Regions from separate parts of the Homo sapiens genome. Here region 1 is linked to region 2. The links are chromatin contacts, found by Hi-C or POLR2A ChIA-PET in ENCODE. All regions are on one chromosome and are shown on one strand. The core of a region is the stretch at or near the end of the contact, and the rest is flanking DNA. Distances in the headings are between cores, read along the strand shown.

Region 1 (6,596 bases), core at 594-3,093, 160 kb before region 2:
ATCCCAGTACTTTGGGAGGCCAAGGCAGGCATATCACCTGAGGTCAGGAGTTCGAGACTAGCCTAGCCAACATGGTGAAACCTCATCTCTACTAAAAATACAAGAAACTGGGCTGGGCACAGTGACTCACGCCTGTAATCCTAGCACTTTGGGAGGCTGAGGCAGGCAGATCACGAGGTCAAGAGATCAAGACTATCCTGGCTAACATGGTGAAATCCCCGTCTCTACTAAAAATACAAAAAATTAGCCGGGTGTGGTGGCGGGCGCCTGTAGTCCCAGCTACTCAGGAGGCTGAGGCAGGAGAATTGTTTGAACCCCGGAGGCAGACGTTGCAGTGATCCGAGATCGTGCCACTGCACTCAAGCTTGGGAAACAGAGTGAGACTCCATCTCAAAAAAAATAAACACCAAAAATACAAAAAATTAGCCAGGCTTGGTGGCCGGCACCTGTAATTGCAGCTACTCAGGAGGCTGAGGCAGGAGAATCGCTTGAACCCGGGAGGTGGAGGTTGCAGTGAGCCGAGATCACCACTGCACTGCAGCCTGGGCACCAAGAACAAACTCCATCTCAAAAAAAGAAAAATACAAAAAATTAGCCGGGCGTGGTGGCAGGCGCCTGTAATCCCAGCTACTCGGGAGGCTGAGGCAGAAGAATCACTTGAACCTGGGAGGCAGAGATTGCAGTGAGCTGAGACCGTGCCATTGCACTCCAGCCTGGGCAACGAGCGAAACTCCATCTCAAAAAAATTAAAATAAAATGGAGTGTCAGCACCCAATTTCTTGACAGGAAAATGAGGCTGTAACTAAAGTAAGTTTCCAAGTGGCTTGTTAGCCAAGCAAGGAAAGCCATTTAGCAATGATGAGATAATTGTGTTTGATTCCAACAGCAGAAGAAATGTGGCCAGAGAAAATAAACTTGTTGATGTTGTTGTTGTTGTTGTTGTTAGAGACAGGATCTCACTCTGTGGCCCAGGCTGGAGTGCAGTGGCATGATCATGACTCGCTATAGCCTCTGCCTGCCAGGCTCAAGTGAACCTCCCCGCTCAGTTTCCCAAGTAGCTGGGACCACAGGCACACGCCATGATGCCCAATTAACTATTTTTGGTAGAGACGTCTCACTTTATTGCCTGGGCTGGTCTTGAACTCCTGATCTTAAGCCGTCTTCCCTCCTCATCCCAAAGTGTTGGGATTACAGGCATGAGCCACCAAAATAAACTTAGAACTGTTGGCCTTTTGGTGAAAACAGTTGCTTGAGGAAGCAACATCAATAGTTTAAAAACAAGACAAATGATTTTGAACGTTTTCCTTGGCTCCTGAGGGGCTAACAGGTGTTACCAATACTGCTTAGTTGATCATTCGAAGAGTCATTGCCGAGTTGGAAGTGTTAGGGCGATCAGTTTATTTCAGTTTGCCCAGAACCTTTCTGGCTTGAACACTGAAAGTCTCACTTTCTGGGAACCTCCTCAGTTCCAGGAAAATTGGACCTTAGAAGTCACCCTGGAAGTGACTGAACAATTAGCCTCTGAATAGTCTGTGGAGCAGCTGTAAGCAAAAATGTTTTCAAAGTTGAAAGATTTATTATAACCTGAAGTGGGATTTGCCAAGTTGGGCCACAACTGATAGCGGCAAAAATACGTAGATAGTAGAAAAGGGCTTAGTCGAACAAATTTCCCATTTGTGAAAATACAGGGTATTTGAAGGCTAGTCATTGCATGAATTACCAGCAGGTGCTTTTCAGAAAATACATGAACCTATCGTGTCATTGAAGCAGTAGTCACCAGTGCACTTCATTTGTTCCCATGGACTTGGCCATCATCAGCAGTTCCGTGGATTGACAGAAATAGAAACAGAACATCCTGACTCACCCTGCCTACCACACAGCAGTTTGAAGGCTTAGCAGTGATAAAGATTTACCTAGACTTTCTGAGTTCAGGGCCAAGATTTAAAATTTGTGAGTGAGAACATTCTGTTAACTATTATCATCAAATACTGAACAGGTTCAGAAAGTAGATTTTGCTGCAAACTTGCTGTTTCTTCATGAATTTAAGTCAATGAGTTCAATTTAGAATTAAAAGGCAAAGCCACTTACATTCAAAACTTACAAGGCTGAAAAGTCATTTTGATGACAACATTTGAATCACGAGTAATATCAAGCTATTTTATATACTTCCTGTGCTGTGGAGAGTTAAAAGCCGTGAGATCTGCATTCCCACACAATATTTATAGCAGATGTATTTTCCAACCTCAAACTGTGCTTCCAATAGTGTTTTCAAACTTCAGTAAAAGTGCAAAGGAAATTTCCATATTTCGAAATCTACGTTAACTGAGGGACTATAAAGCTTCCACCCATCTTTCAACAGAAGATGACTAACGGCAGTGTAATAACATGCTAACACATACCACGACAGAAAGGTAATAGAATTCTACAAATGATTTTCAAGTGAGGAATATACTCAATTGAAATCATACTTGGCCAGGGGCGGTGGCTCACGCCTGTAATCCCAGCACTTTGGAAGGCCGAGGGGTGGATCACCTGAGGTCAGGCATTCAAGACCAGCCTGGCCAACATGGTGAACCTTGTCTCTACTAAAAATACAAAAATTAGCTGGGCATGGTGGCAGGCGCCTGTAATCCCAGCTACTAGGGAGGCTGAGGCAGGAGAATCACTTGAACCTGGGAGGCGGAGGTTGCAGTGAGCCGAGATAGAGCCATTACATTACAGCCTGGGTGACAGAGCGAGACTCCGTCTCCATATATATATATATATATATATATATATATATATATATATGGTGAACATCGCAAGCAATGTTGATTGGAAACACTAGCTTCACACCTTCTACAAAAATGAACTCAAAATGTATCACAGACCTAAATGTAAAACATAAAACTAAAAAACTTTTTAGAAGAAAACAGAAAAATCTTCATGACCTGTGTTTAGGCAAAGAGTTAAACATGAAACCAAAAGCATGATCTATAAAAAGGAAAAGTTGATAAATTGGACTTAATCAAAATTTAAAACTTGCTTGGTGAGGAGTCTTTCTGAACCTATTCTGGTTCAGGGCTGCCCAGTTAAAAACAAAAAAAACGCCAGGCGCCCAGTGGCTCACACCTGTAATCCCAGCATTTTGGGAGGCCGAGGTAGGCGGATCACCTGAGGTCGGGAGTTCAAGACCAGCCTGATCAACATGGAGAAACCCTGTCTCTACTAAAAATATAAAATTAGCCAGGTGTGGTGGTACATGCCTGTAATCCCAGCTACTCAGGAGGCTAGGGCAGGAGAATCGCTTGAACCCAGGAGGTGGAGGTTGTGGTGAGCCAAGATCGCACCACTGCACTCCGGCCTAGGCAACAAGAGCGAAACACTGTCTCAAAAAAAACAAACAAACAAAAACAAAAATGTGGCCGGGCATGGTAGCTCACTCCTATAATCCCAGCACTTTGGGAGGCCAACAACACAGGTGGAACACCTGAGGTCAGGAGTTCAAGACCAGCCTGGCCAACATGATGGAACCCCACCTCTACTAAAAATACAAAAATTAGCTGGATGTGGTTGTGCACGCCTGTAATCCCAGCTACTCAGGAGGCTGAGGCAGGAGAATTGCTTGAACCCAGAAGGCAGAGGTTGCTGTGAGCTGAGATCTTGCCACTGCACTTCAGCCTGGGTGACAGAGCAAGACTCTATCTCAGGGCAAAAAAAAAATTCTTGGTGAAAGACACTTAAGAGAATGAAAAGATAAACTAGATTGAGTGAAAATATGTGCAAAAGACTTTTTATCCAAAATAGACCTCTCAGGTGAGCACAGTGGCTCACACCTGTAATCCCAGCACTTTGGGAGGCAGAGGTGGGCAGATCACCTGAGGTCGGGAGTTCGAGACCAGTCTGACCAACATGGAGAAACCACATCTCTACTAAAAGTACAAAGATTAGCTGGCTGTGGTGGTGGGCACCTGTAATCCCAGCTACTCAGGAGGCTGAGGCAGGAGAATCGCTGGAACCCGGGAGGCAGAGGTTGCAGTGAGCCAAGATCATGCCACCACACTCCAGCCTGGGCAACTGGAGTGAAATTCTGTGTCAAAAAAAAAAAAAAAAATCAGCCAGGCGTGGTGGCACATGCCTGTAATCCCAGCTACTCAGGAGGCTGAGGCAGGAGAATCACTTGAACCTGGGAAGCCAAGGTTGCAGTAAGCTGAGATCATGCCACTGTACTCCAGCCTGGGTGACAGAGCAAGACTGACCCAAAAAAAAGAAAAATCTCTTAAAACAATCAGCCTGAATTGTCATAGAGAAACCTAATTTCTGCCTTTTGACCATAAAATAGGAAGTAATAATGACTTTTCAACGCTTGTACTCCATTTAAGGACTCAGGCGGCCGGGCACAGGGGCTCATACCTGTAATCCCAGCACTTTGGGAGGCTGAGGCAGGCGGATCATGAGGTCAGGAGTTCAAGACCAGCCTGGCCAGCATGGGGGAAACCCCTTGTCTGCTAAAAATACAAAAAAATTAGCCACGCGTGGTGGTGGGTGCCTGTAATCCCATCTACTTGGGAGGCTGAGGCAGGAGAATTGCTTGAACCTGGGAGGCAGAGGTTGCAGTGAGCCAAGATCGCGCCACTGCACTCCAGCCTGGGTGACAGGGCGAAACTCCATCTCAAAAAATAAAAATAAAAAAAGGACTCAGGCATAACATGAAGTATGCAATAATAATTAATGTTTATTACATGTTTGCATATGTAATGTTGCAGATGAGTAAACTGAAGCCCAGGGAGCTTAGGTAGCTTGCCCACAGATTGTCTATGGTGACCCAGTTGAACTGACTCAAGTTCTTAAAGTTTACTTTCAGTGAGATTAGCATAAATGCTAGATTATTCGTGGCCATGGAAAGGAAAAGGGCTGGGGTCAATGCTTCACGCCTGTCATCCCAGCACTTTGGGAGGCTGAGATGAGATGGAAGGATTGCGTGAGCCCAGGAGTTTGAGACACCAGTGAGCACTGGAGGGGACCACTGCACTCCAATCTGGGTAAGAGAGCAAGACCCCCCTCTCTAAAAATAAACAAACAAAAAACAGGGAGAAGTAAAAGACAAGACCTAGTGACTTTCCTTTGTTGTTGTTGTTTTTTTTGAGACAGTCTCGCTGTGATGCCTAGGCTGGAGTGCAGTAGTGTGATCTCAGCTCACTGCAACCCTCACCTCCCTGGTTCAAGCGATTCTCCTGCCTCAGCCTCCCGAGTCGCTGGGATTACAGGCGCCTGCCCCCACACTTGGCTAACTTTTGTATTTTTAATAGAGACAGGGCTTCACCATGTTAGCCAGGATGGTTTCAAACTCCTGACCTCGAGTGATCCACCCACCTCAGCCTCCCAAAGTGCTGGGATTACAGGCGTGAGCCACCGCGCCTGGCTGACTTTCCTTTTTTGCTGTTTTGTTTTTCTTCTCCAAGTTATTGGTAGAGGGACCTAGTGACTTTATGAATTGGGAGCAGAAATGGGGCACTGGGACACACATGGAATGAAGAAGGCTAACAAGATTTCTATTCTTAAATGCTCAGCCTTGAAATAACTCAGAGCAATATAACGCTAGGTGGCAATAGATCCCAGGCACTTGAAATTTACAGTCAGCCTGGCACGGTGGCATGAACCTGAGGTCCCAGCTTCTGAGAAGGTTGAAGCAGGCAGAGAAAATCTACAGTTAACTCATTGCACTTAAAGAGATTGGCAAAAATCCAAAATTATTAAAGGGGTTTATACCCTAGTGTTAACTTTTTTTTTTTTGAGATGGAGTCTTGCTCTGTTGCCCAGGCTGGAGTGCAGTAGCGCAATCTCGGCTCACTGCAACCTCCATCTCCTGGGCTCAAGTAACTCTCCTACCTCAGCCTCCCGAGTAGCTGGGATTACAGGTGCCTGCCACCACGCCCAGCCAATTTTTGCCTTTTTAGTAGAGATGGGGCTTCACCACATTGGCCAGGCTGGTCTTGAACTCCTGACCTCAGGTGATCCACCCGCCTCGGCCTCCCAAAGTACTGTGATTACAGGCATGAGCCACTGTGCACGGCTGGAGTCTCACTCTTTTACCCAGGCTGGAGTGCACTGGTGCGATCTCGGTTCACTGCAGCTTCCGCCTCCCAGGTTCAAGCGATTCTCCTGCCTCAGCCTCCTGAATAGCTGAGATTACAAGCACCCGACACGACACCTGGCTAATTTTGTATTTTTAGTACAGACGGGGTTTCACCATGTTGGCCAGGCTGGTCTTGAACTCGTGACCTCAGGTGATCCACCTGCCTCGGCCTCCCAGAGTGCTGGGATTACAGGTGTGAGCCACTGCGCCCGGCCTCAGCCCACCAATGTCTACACTACTACAGGACAGAAACTACCACTATCAAATGCCCCTTAAGCAATTTGGTGCTTAGGAAACATCTTTCCAATAATTGACAATTGGTGAAAATATATTTACCAAATGGGTTTGGGTCACCAGCAATACAACATTCCAATGACATGAACCATGAAAATATTTACCTTATGAATTTGTGTATAAAGATGAAGAAATATAACTTCGATTAATTTTACAATATTTATGGGCAAATTATTTATTTATTTAT
Region 2 (7,459 bases), core at 1,035-3,534:
AACATGGTTCGTACATGGAACATTTATAGAAGAATGGATAAATGTTAGCTCCCTACCCCGCCGCCACCTTTTTTTGTTTTTCCTCATTGCCTTTAGCTAATCAGTGAATTCCTCATTTGGAATAATTACCTCATGAATGATGTGGTTTGGCTTTGTATTCCCACCCAAATCTTATCTCATAATTCCCACACATTGCAAGTGGGACCTAGTGGGAGATGATTGAATCATGGGGACAGGTCTTTCCCATGCTGTTCTTGTGATAGTGAATAGGTCTCACAAGATCTGATGGTTTTAAAAATGGGAGTTTCCCTGCACAAGCTCTCTCTTTGCCTGTTGCCATCCACGTAAGACATGACTTGCTCCTCCTTGCCTTCCCCCATGATTGTGAGGCCTCTCCAGCCATGTGGAACTGTAAGTCCAATAAACCTCTTTCTTTTGTAAATTGCCCAGTCTTGGATATGTCTTTATCAGCAGCATGAAAACAAATGAATACAATGAACTTTCATTTTCACCCCTTGCTCATTCTTTTTTGTTTATTTCTCCCAAATTTGGTTTTGCTTACTTTTGAAATTTGAAATCAGGATTAGATAAGAGTGGGAGGTAATATAAAAGAAGCTAATTTCCCCAGAGCTGAGAATTTGTTCCAAGTTCTCAGGGCCTTTTTGTTTTACAAAAAGTTGGAAGTTAAAAGAAATTAAAGCAGCAAATTTATTTTTGATTTCCATATCCTACCTCTAAGCTTTCTATGCTAGAACAAGTTAGCATATTTTTTAATAAGAGAATTCATTAAGTGTGTCGGCATGTTAATTTTTCATTTTTTGGCTAAAAGCATGGTATGTTTGAAAGCATGAGTGAAATTCTGGAATGGAAGAGGTGATGCTCAATCCAGACATGAGGTTTCTGCTGATTCTTTCTGCCTCCTCTTTAAAAGTGCTACTGGCCTTTGACAAAGTCTTGTTGCTTTATACATCTCCTTTTTCAATGTGATGTAGACTCTTTCAACAAATCATCAGGCGGTCGTTTCTTGACAGCCTGTTCAGCATAATATAAACTATCCTATGAAAAAAGTGGAGAAAAATCAAGTGCCCACTTATGTTATCCTTGAGTGTTGTGGTTAGAGGTCAGAGAAGGGAGAGAGAAGTGAAGGCTACTTGGCATTGGGGGAAGCCTCCAGTTGAGAAGAGATGCCTTGTACTTGATTTGAAAGGGGTCAGTTGGGAGGGAGGGCACACCTTAGGAGTGTGACACCAGATGGGGCAGGTACATTGCCCATCCCCAACCCCAGGAGCCTCAGCCAAGTGCCTCTGGGGAAGTGTCAGTCACGTGATTAGCTTGGCCTGTGTTGGGACTGTCATTGGGACTCAAAAAGATGTGTGCATATAACATTTTAAATTTAGAAGAGACATGAAAAATAATTTAGAACAACTTCATTTTACAGATGGAGGAACTGAAGCCTGGAAAGGACAGCTGACCTCCTTTCCAGATTCTGAAAGAATAAAATCGAAAGCAGGAGAGGGTTCTCTGTACCAGGCCACATCATTGAAAGACAAAACCTGAACAATAATAAAACCCCAGAGGACAAAAGCCAAGCTTAAGTGAAATTTGCCTGTTGTGCTTCTGTGCTTATGTTTGATCTCCTAGTAAATAATTGAAGAGTTTGAGGTAGTTCCCCAGTGGAAAGGTTTCTAGAATAGAGATTTGTCTGAAAATGTTCAGAAGAGCTGTTCAGTATTCTACTCAGTTGATTTTATGGAGGGAGTCATAGGACTCTCAGTGTTGGAGTAACTAGTTGTGTTGTAGCCTGTCATGGCTTTGGAGTGATTTGTTCTTTGCTGGATGACTAGATAAATCAGTAAAGACAGAATTCAGGAAAAGGGATGAGAGATGGAATGGGGAGGAGACTCAGATTTAAAGAATGCCTTGTGCTAGGCCACGTGCTGAGCATTTTCTATAAGTCAGTTCCCCAAGTCCTCTGAAGAACTCAAATCCTTCAGCACATGTTTGTTCCGCACAGGTTAGCAGTGGTCACAGGCAGGCCCTGAGGGTGGACTGCCTGCCCAGGTTCCTGTGCTGTGGCTGGCGCTGGGCTTTGCTCAGAGGAGTCAAGGAGAAGTCACTTGGCCCCAGCTCTAAGAAGACTTGCTGTCCAGGACAAAGATTGTCAAGCTGTTTCTCTAAGGTTCATAGTGAGAAATCCGTTTTATGTTGCAACCTGTAGGAACACATTAGTCCCACAGTCAGAAGTAAAACATTTCATCTCAAGAAAAACCACAGAAGACAAAGAATACTTGTCTAACATTAAGCCCTAACATAATGTAGTTTTGAGCCCCTTTCTTGTAAATTGCCAGATTCCCTAATGAAAACAGCTTTACCTCTGATTTTTGCAATCCTGATGCCTGCAGACATGTAATAACCCTTGTAGATAAGCCACTCAAAGGTAGGAAACTGATGATTTTCTTCAAGGGAGAATAGTGAGTGTATCAACTCTAACTTTGGCATTTCCTTTCCCCTTTAAATACTTGCACCATCCTTTATTTAGAGAGCCCAGTATTTCAGAAGGCCTGACTCACTTGCCCTTATCTCCATCTAAATCAAGGTTTCCAACCCCTGGCTCAGAAGCCCAGGACAGTTTTGAATGTGGTCCTACACAAATTCACAAACTTTGTTAAAACATTATGAAATTTTTTTGCAATTTTTTTTTAAGCTCATCAGCTGTCATTAGTGTTAGTGTATTTTATGTGTGGCCCAAGACATTTCTTCTTCCAGTGGGGCCTAGGGAAACCAAAAGATTGGATACTTTTGATCTAAATATTTGTCTTATTGTTCCATTTTGTCTCTAGTTTTTCTAATAGTGATCGTATGAGATCAGTGCACTGCAAGCTACTCTTTTTTAGTCACTGCAGTATTTAAGGTAAGAGAAAAGAAAGCTTTAAGATAGATTTTACAGTAGTAATTCTTTGCCTAGAATAATAGTCATGAGTCTTAATCCTGGTTCCCAGGTAGTTAAGGAGATATAGTTTCTAAAGATCAAACCTATAGTATACCTTTATTATTACTTTTTCAACTTTGTATTATGAAAATTGCAAAACATTGGGCTGCGTGTGGTGGCTCATGCCTGTAATCCCAGCACTTTGGGAGGCCGAGGTGGTTGGATCACCTGAGGCCAGGAGTTCGAGACCAACCTGGCCAACATGGCAAAACCCTGTCTCTGCTAAAAATACAAAAATTAGCTGGGCATGGTGGCCCATGCCTGTAATCCCAGCTACTCGGGAGGCTGAGGCAGGAAAATCACTTGAACCCAGGAGGCAGAGGTTGCAGTGAGCCAGGATCGTGCCATTGCACTCCAGCCTGGGCTCCGTCTCAAAACACAAAAAACAAACAAACAAAAAAAACAAAAATTAGCCAGTTGTGGTGGCAGGCTCCTGTAATCCTGGCTACTTGGGAGGCTGATGCAGGAGAATTGCTTGAACCTGGGAGGCAGAGGTTGTGGTGAGCTGAGATCGCGCCACTGCACTCTAGCTTGGGCGAAAACAAAAAGAAAATTGTGAAACGTACACAAAAGTAGAGAGAATGTTTTAATGAATCCATGCACCCAGCATTTAACTTCAAGGATTGTCAGTAACTTGCTGTTCTTGAAATGCCTGGTACTGATGTGATACCCCTTATTCCTAGAGGTGGAAATAACCGTGGAGCAGAGGGATGTTCTTGGATGTGGATTCATTCTCCACTTTGCAGAGAAAACCTAGACAGAAGACTGTCTTCCATTCCTTCCTGGCAGGCAGCTTCTGAGGGGATATGTGTGTTTAAAACTTAAAATGTTAAAAATTGTTTTAATTGTGGCTTTCTTAAATTTCGAATTTATGTGTATCTGTTGTGAAAATTCCTTAATACACACATGTGAAGCCCAAGGTGAAAATCCTATTCCCCAGCATACAAACACATTGCTCACAAACATTGCATGTAAGTTTTTAAGGAAATGCAGTCATACTATTCTGCATACTGTTCTGCAGCTTGCTGTTTTTAAAAACTTCATAACACAGACATCTTCCCATGTTAAATATACATGTAGGTCTAAATTATTCTTTCCTGTAGCTGCACTGTATTCTGTAGTATTCAAGTATAGTATGTTAAGTTTTTTCATTATCATTAAATTTTTTTTTTTTACTTTGAAGTGATTTAAGAGTTCCCATGTACATTTCACCCAGCTTCCCTTAGTGTGAGCTTCTTACAGTGCCATGGTACATTTATCAAAACTTAAGAAATACAAGGGACTTGGTACAACACTATTAATCAAACTACAGGTTTTATTTGGATTTCATCAGTGTTTCCACTAATGTCTTTTTTCTTTTCTTGGATCCAGTCCAGGATACCACATTTCATTAGCCATTGTAATGATGATGATGATAATGATGATGATGATAATTATTAAGGTACTAAAATATAATTTATATATCATGAGTTATAAAATTCACCATTTTATAGTTTACAATTAAGTGGTTTTTTTGTATATTCAGAGTTGTATGCTCATCACCACTGTCTAGTGTTTGAAGATTTTCATTGTATTAAAAGGGAACTCTATACCCATCAGCAGTTACTCCCCATCCTCTCTGTCCAAAGCTTCTGGCAACCAACTAATCAACTTGCTGTCTTTGGATTTTTTTTTTCTGTCTCTATTCCAGATATTTCATAAACTAGAATCATGCGATATGTGGTCTTTGGTATCTGACTTCTTCCATTTGTATCATAATGTTTTCAAGGTTTACCCACGTTGTAGCATGAATTCAGTACTTAATTTCTTTTTATTGCCAAATAATATTCCATTATGTAGGTATACCACATTTTGTCAGTTGTTGGATATTATGTTGTTTTCACTTTTTGACTATTATGAATAATACTGTTATGAATATTCATGTTTTTGTGTGGATGTAGATTTTTAAATCTCTTGGGTATATACCTAGGAGCTGAATGTATGAGACATATGGTAATTTTATGTTAAACATTTTGGGGAACTGCTAGATTGTTTTCCAGAGTGGCTACATTATTTTATAATCCCACCAATAATGTTTGAGGATTTCAGTTTCTCCATGTCCTTACCAAAAATTGTCATGGTCTGTATTGCTGTAGCCATCTTGGGTTTCTAAAGATTGAGCATTCTGCTGGGTTTGTCATGAGCCATGTTGTTTGCACATCTCATGAGGTGTGGTCCACACCTTCTTTCCCTCCATCACAGTGCCGTGGCTCTAAAAGTTTTCTGTGTGAATTCAGACAGGGGATGGCTTTCAGGTACTCTGTGCAGTTAACCGGGGTCTGCTGACAGGTGCAGTTCGGTGGATTGATTGTTCATAAAATATTCTTAAGGTTCCCAGGCCAGGTTGAAAGCTTCAGTTTGCAAGGTCATTCTTATGAAACATTCTGAACAGAACCATGAGAGAATCTGGCTCGCTCTGAAATTCTTTGTGATTTGGAGTCTGAGGCACTTGGGAATATATCACCTTAACTGTCACTTTCCCCCAATTGGCAGCAAGAGTGTATTAGTCCATTTTCTTTTGTTTATAACAGAATACCTGAAACTGGATAAATTATTGTAAAAAGGAATTTTTTTCTTATAGGCGTGAGGGCCAAGAAGTCCAGAGTCAAAGGGCCACCTCTGGTGAGAGCCTTCTAGCTGGTGGGCATTTTCTGCAGAGTCCCGAGGTGGTGCGGGTTATTACATGGTGAGGGGCTGTGAGTGCTTTAGCTCAGGTTTCTCTTCCTCTTCTTATAAAGCCACTAGTTCCACTCCCGTGATAACCCATTAATTCATTCATCCATTCGTGAAGACAGAGCCCTCATGACACAGTCCCTTCTTTAAAAGCCTCGCCTTTCAGTACTGCAGCATTGTAGATTAAATTTATAACGTGAAATTTGGGGGGGCACATTCAAACCATAGCAGAGATGCTTCCTAGGATGCCTGGAGGATTTCTTTTTTTCTGTTGCTTTCCCATTTTCAATCTGGGTGATGCTGCTTTCATTTTAGATTAGTGGTTTCTATGAGGGACAGGCCAGTCCATTGGGCTACGGGAAGAACATTATAGCTCCTTGTTAATATTTATTTTTCACCTTATTCTTTGAAGTTATTCTGTTTTACATATGCTTTATAACTAAATTTACATAACAATAGATTGTATGATTTATAAGTAAATACACATAATAGGTGTTCTTTTTTTTTTTTTTTCTTTTTGAGACGGAGTCTCACTCTGTCACCCAGGCTGGAGTGCAGTGGTGCAATCTCGGCTCACTGCAACCTCAGCCTCCTGGGTTCAAGCAGTTCTCTGCCTCAGCCTCCTGAGTAGCTGGGATTACAGGTGCCCACCACCATGCCCGGCTAATTTTAGTATTTTTAGTAGAGACGGGGTTTCACCATCTTGTCCAGGCTGGTCTTGAACTCCTGACTTTGTGATCCACCCACCTTGGCCTCCCAAAGTGCTAGGATTACAGGCATGAGCCACCGTGCCCAGCCTACACATAATAGGTATTCTTTTTTTTTCTTTTTTCTTTTTTTCCAAGATGAAGTATTACTCCATTGCCCAGGCTAGAGTGCAGTGGCGTGATCTCAGCTCACTGCAACCTCCATCTCCAGGGTTCTACAGTAGACTAAAAAGTTAGCAGAGCTTATGGTTGATTCTGTTCTTTCCACCCTCCATTGTTAATAGTTCTTTTATTTATTTATTTATTTAGAGACAGAGTCTCACTCTGTCGCCTAGGCTGGAGTGCAGTGGTGCGATCTTGGGTCACTGCAACCTCCGCCTCCCAGGTTCAAGCGATTCTCCTGCCTCAGCCTCCTGGGTAGCTGGGATTATAGGCACCTGCCACCACGCCCAGCTAATTTTTGTATTTTTAGTAGAGATGGGGTTTCACCATGTTGGCCAGGCTGGTCTCGAACTCCTGACCTTGTGATCCGTCCGCCTCAGCCTCTCAAAGTGCTGTGATTGCAGGTGTGAGCCACCAAGCCTGGCCACATAATAGATATTCTATGTAATCAAAAAGTTCAGAAGCCACTGCTTTAAGCTATCTACTGAGTGAAGAAAGGCACAAACAAAACTTATCATCTGAACTGATAACCAGGAAAGAGTAAGTTCTATCACGTGCTCTTGAGAAAGGCAGCAGTAGAAACCTAGGGCAGGGCCCAGCAACAGGGATTGATAACATTCGCAGTGAGCAGCACTGCAAAATAGGGAGAATGAAGAACAGAATTCAAACCACAGAGCTTGCAGAGTCTCAGAGACCACTAGTTTTAGTTTTGTAGACAGTTGCCCCGATTATGCAAGTATTAATAACACACCTAGAGTCATTTGGTAGCAGAACTAGGATGGAGGTCTTGTGACCTAGTACAGGACTGTACTACAGGTACTGCTGTTTGCATGGTGCTTTAGTTGTATTAGTTTCTCTTTATTTGTATTTTGGTATAACTTTTTAGCAG

Evidence for each region. A loop is a pair of places that touch in the nucleus more often than their neighbours do. ChIA-PET counts read pairs that join two places held with the same protein, here RNA polymerase II (POLR2A). Pooled maps may share reads with other maps.
Region 1: a pooled map shows a loop between it and region 2 (2.5-fold over the local background). The contact joins two enhancer-like sites. A Hi-C loop is called at or near these places in 3 of 50 pooled maps. POLR2A ChIA-PET finds 5 or more read pairs at or near these places in 10 of 52 experiments (GM10248, GM12878, H1 and 7 more).

The regions. Positions count from the first base shown.
Region 1 is chr2:121,717,903-121,724,498 of GRCh38, reverse strand. The region is part of intron 3 of NIFK-AS1 (NIFK antisense RNA 1); the gene reads right to left. Among named protein-coding and RNA genes, the nearest start is that of NIFK, 16 kb to the left of the region's middle. Within about 2 kb of position 1,843, at least 8 of the 41 ENCODE cell types and tissues checked have a DNase peak (open chromatin) inside an H3K27ac peak, as active enhancers do.
Region 2 is chr2:121,556,841-121,564,299 of GRCh38, reverse strand. All of the region lies in intron 2 of CLASP1 (cytoplasmic linker associated protein 1), which reads left to right. Among named protein-coding and RNA genes, the nearest start is that of RNU4ATAC, 30 kb to the right of the region's middle. RefSeq lists an enhancer at 5,603-5,652. Within about 2 kb of position 2,284, at least 4 of the 41 ENCODE cell types and tissues checked have a DNase peak (open chromatin) inside an H3K27ac peak, as active enhancers do.